Linked DNA regions of Homo sapiens: region 2 is linked to region 1. Evidence: chromatin loops called from intact Hi-C (ENCODE). Cell type or tissue: Caco-2. All regions are shown on one strand.

Region 1 (2,500 bases):
CCATTCTGCAAATCAATTATAATTCTTATTTTTACAGATAATGCAACTGAGGCTCAGAGACAATAAACAACTTGTCATGTTCATTTTTTAAAAAAAGAAAGGCCAGGCACGGTGGCTCATGCCTGTCATCCCAGCACTTTAGGAGGCTGAGGCAGGGTAATCGCTTGAGATCAGGAGTTCGAGACCAGCCTGACCAACACGGTGAAACCCAGTCTCTACTAAAAATACAAAACTTAGCCTGTCATGGTGGTGCACACCTATAGTCCTAGCTACTCTGGAGGCTGAAGCAGAAGAATTGCTTGAACCTAGGAGGCAGAGGTTGCAGTGAGCCGAGATGGCACCACTGCACTCCAGCCTGGGCAACAGAGTGAGTGAGACTCTGTCTCAAATAAATAAATAAGAATAAAAAAGAAAGAGCTGAAATTTGGATACATGTATGTGGTTCCAAGCCCATGCTGTTTCTAGTGTACCAAGCTTTGGTGGCAGAGGGTGTCATGGTAAGACATCCCTAGTTCTCAGTGTCGGGGGAGTGCCCACGGCTGACTCCTTGCTTGCCTCTCAAAAACTGAAGGCATAGATGGGGAGAATCTCCCAAAAAAGGAGGAAAGCAGAAGAGTATGAACAGAGAAGTGGGACCGAGTGTACTTCCATTTATTCCTCAAACTCTCACTGAATATCTATGTCAGACACAGGGGCTGGGGAGGAAATGTCATAAAATACAGGTCCTCTCCTCACAGAAGTCACTGTCTAGTAGGTGAACTGGATAAGAAAATAAAACATTACAATTCAGTAAGTTTGCGGTTATAGGGGGTTATTATTTATTCCTTTTTTATGTTTGAAGTTATTTTTTATCGATGTTTTTTGTTTTGTTTTGTTTTTTTGAGACAGAGTCTTGCTCTGTCACCCAGGCTGCAGTGCAGTGGTGCAATCTCGGCTCACTGCAACTTCCGCCTCCCAGGTTCAAGCAATTCTCCTGCCTCAGCCTCCCTAATAGCTGGGATTACAGACGCACACCACCACGTTTGGCTAATTTTTTGTATCGTTAGTAGAGACGGGGTTTCGCCATGTTGGCCAGGCTGGTCTCGAACTCCTGACCTCAGGTGATCTGCTCACCTTGGCCTCCCAAAGTGCTGGGATTACAAGCATGAGCCACCACGCCCGTCTCACCCAGGAGTTTTGATACCACACCTAATCACACACCAATTTTGTTGATTCTCTCATACCTTGTCTCTACATGCAGATGACCAGAGGAGGGACGCCACCTGGTGGTAAGAGTGTGGAGTGAGCATTGAGTTCCCTTCTCAAAATTTGCCTCCAGTAAACAAAATAATCCTGCCTTCTAGTCAACCCTATCAAAGAGCTGAGCATCAGGGAAAAACTCCGATCTCCAGGAACAAATGACAAAAAAAAAAAAAAGTAGAAGGCACTGTTTCCAAATGGAGCAGAGGAACTGAAATCCAAGTTAGAGACATGATCTATAAACACACAGGAAAGCAACCAAAAGAAAGCTTGGATTTGCTCATCATTTCATCTAAATGTAGTGATAATAATAATGACTTTCCACTTACTGCGTAATACTACGTTCCAGATGCATGGGTACACTGTGCTGTGTGCTGAACATATTTAATCTCCTTTAATTCTCAGCAACAACCTTATAAGGGAGATATTACTATACCCATTTTATGGGGAACAAATGTCAGTTCAGAAAGTTTGAGTAACTCCCAGGATCACACAGCCAGGACCTGACAAGCTGGGATTTGACTTCAGGTCTGTGGACTCTGAAACTCATGATATTAACCATTAGGTTAGACACCTGATAGATATGGCCATTCAACAGGTTGAAAGTGGATCTCATCATCTTTGCTTCTCTTCCTCCTCCACTTCACACCTCAGCGAACAGCACAACCTGTCCTCCCCACACCTATCCAGTTGACCAAGCCAGACATCCAGGCAGGTTTGTTTTTGTTTTTGTCTTTGTCTTATGTTTGAGACAGAGTCTCACTCTGTCATCTAGGCTGGAGTGCAGTGGCACCATCTTGGCTCACTACAACCTCCACCTCCAGGGTTCAAGCAATTCTCCTGCCTCAGCCTCCCAAGTAGGTGGGGTTACAGGCACCCGCCACCACACCCGGCTAATTTTTTATATTTTTAGTAGAGAGGGTTTCACCATGTTGGCCAGGCTGCTCTCAAACTCCTGACCTCAAGTGATCCGCCCACCTCAGCCTCCCAAAGTGCTGGGATTACAGGCATGAGCCACTGTGCCTGTCTCACCCAGGAGTTTTGATACCACACCTAATCACTCACCAATTTTGTTGATTCTCTCTCATAAATTCACATTTTTTTCCTATGCTCTCTATCCTCACTGCTGCTGCCTTAGTTCAGGCCATGCCCATCTCTTGCCTGATTAGAGGGTCTCCCAGCAGTCCCTCTGCTTCCCAGCACATGTGTGATTATTTATTTATTTTTATTTATTTATTTATTTTTTGAGACGAAGTCTCAC
Region 2 (2,500 bases), 730 kb before region 1:
TAATAATTTCATAGGGAAGAGAGGAGATGGTTTATACTGTACCACACAAGAAGTAACTCAAGAAATCCCCCTATCGGCTGGATGCGGTGGCTCACACCTCTAATCTGGCACTTTGGGAGGCTGAGGCGGGTGGATGACTTGTGGTCAGGAGTTCAAGACCAGCCTGGCCAATACAGTGAAATCCTGTCTCTACTAAAAATACAAATTAGTGCTCACACCTGTAATCCCAGCACTTTCGGAGGCTGAGGCGGGCAGATTGCCTGAGGTCAGGAATTCGAGACCAAAGACCAACCTGGCTAACATGGTGAAACCCTGCCTCTACTAAAAGTGCAAAAATTAGCTGGGTGTGGTGGTAGCTGGGTGCCCGTAATCCCAGCTACCTGGGAGGCTGAGGCAGGAGAATCGCTTGAACCCAGGAGGCGGAGGTTGCAGTGAGCCGAGATCATGCCATTGCACTCCAGCCTGGGCGACAAGAACAAGATTTTGTCTCAAAAACAAAAACAAACAAACCCAAAAACACACCAAACAAACAAAACAAAACAAAACCACACAGCCCGGTTTGGTGGTGGGTACCATAGAGACTGAGGTAGGAGAATCGCTTGAACCTGGGAGGCGGAGGCTGTGGTGAGCCGAGATTTCCCCACTGTACTCCAGCCTGGGTGACAGAGCAAGACTGTCTCAAAAAAAAAAAAAAGTTCTTATCAAAATGTCACACCTAAAACAATATTTTAATAACATTACTCAGTAGTCTGTTCAATTAGTAGCAATAAATTCTGTGTGGGTGGAAGGATCTATCTAAATGTTTTTGTATATCTCTTTTCTGCAAACAGTGAAGTTCAGTGGAAAACCATGTAAACTGGTAGCCCTGAATTGGACTCTGGACTTTGTCACTTACAAACTGTGTAATCTTACACAAATTACATAACCTCTTTGAGTTCCAGTTGCCTCATCTGCGAACTGCAGTTTTGACTGTGTCAACAGTTGTGTGACTGTGTGAGGTATACATGGAACTCAGTGGAGAGACAGGAAAGATAAGATAGGTAATAAAGGAGTAGTATTGATCAGTACAAGGAAAATAGTCTGCTTACAGATGATAGATTGTTCTACAAGCATTGCTTCATATAATACTGTTTTTTTAAAAAAAATTTCTGGTTTTCTGCCTTTTGAAACTTAAACAATGTTTAGCCTACTGTAATCATTACTAGAATAATAGAAGGAGAGTGGACAAAAGGTTTCTGAAATAGGACTTTCAGTTGGATGACATTTGTGTGCATTCCTTTTGTGAGAGTGGAGACCAGATTTTGAGGATGGACTTTGGTCTATGATACTCCCAACGGAAATGATCCTGGTCTGGGCAAGCCTTCAGGAGTCACTGCTCACTCCACAAGAGGGTGCACAAAGACCACACAATACTGAGTTTTGAAGCCAGAACTCTTAGATGATGTCCAACTTTTTCTAGGGCCTTGCCCTCCACAGGGAGTCCCATAATCAAGAATCCTGACTTGTTCTCTCTGCATTTTCCCTTTAGATGCTGTGAGGCCAGAAGATTCCTGGCTGGATGAACTGGCTCCTCCAGCTACTGTATCTTCTTTGTGCAGAGCTGCCTCCCTCAGGGGTGGCTGATGCCTGTAGTCCAGCAGAGCCTCACAAACCCTGGACCCCAAAGGAACTGCTCAGGAACCCTCAGGGTTCCCAAAGGAACCCTGAGGAACTGCTAATCACCTGTGTCTGAGCTGGGCTCTTCTGTCTTCTTTCAGCTATTTCCTCCTGCCTTCATCCTTTTTGCTCAACTTTCTCTGATTGCTTCTCAGCTCCCTTTTCCTTGCCCAGGTATATCAACCACAAGAAACCAGGGCTCCCCTGCGTCAGATGTCTCTAGGCAGTAATAATCAAATCCTCCTGCTGGTCCCTTGGACTGCCTGCTTCACAGACATACTGACACAAAACACAAACATACACACACACACACACACACCAGCTACAAATCCTCCTGCTGGTCCCTTGGACTGCCTCCTTCACAGAAATACTGACACAAAGACACAAACATACACACACACACACACACACACACACGTGCATGCTAATCCCTCCATGGTGGCCGGTGTGTGGGAAGGGGCCATCTGGGACAGTAGCCTTGGGAGGCAGCTGTGAGGCCTGACCTCAGCATAAGTCTCAAGTCTGTGCCACACCTGAAGGGGGCATATTTACTCCCATGCACCGAGGATACGATGTCAAATAGCATTGCCCTGGACCTGGGCAGTCTTTCTGGGGCAAATCAAAGTTTTCCTCAGGTGCTAGGAAAACAAGAAACTCCAAAGCCAATGCTGGCCACTGTGTGTGAGAAGATACCCAGCTTCCAGAAATCCTAGCACTCTGCTGGCAAAGTCCCTGCAGTAACATTCTTCCAGGCTTGTTTGATGATTTTTATGGCAGGGGGTCTGGGTGAGAACACTAATTCAATTGTAGTATAACTCTGTTTAAACACACAGAAAAAAGAATC

Evidence for each region. Peaks named below come from ENCODE experiments on the same cell type or tissue, not always from the same donor. Only the 100,000 strongest peaks of a DNase experiment are listed, where the experiment ranks them.
Region 2: a loop joins it to region 1, with 7 times the contacts of the local background. A loop is called at or near these places in 4 of 110 quality-filtered maps.

What each region holds. Positions count from the first base shown.
Region 1 is chr14:69,583,935-69,586,434 of GRCh38, reverse strand. No RefSeq gene overlaps it. Among named protein-coding and RNA genes, the nearest start is that of CCDC177, 10 kb to the right of the region's middle. In Caco-2, CTCF peaks have their summits at 1,080 and 1,281 (motif pointing left); a DNase peak (open chromatin) is centred at 1,234.
Region 2 is chr14:70,316,940-70,319,439 of GRCh38, reverse strand. No RefSeq gene overlaps it. Among named protein-coding and RNA genes, the nearest start is that of COX16, 41 kb to the left of the region's middle. In Caco-2, a CTCF peak has its summit at 1,350 (motif pointing right); DNase peaks (open chromatin) are centred at 949 and 1,389.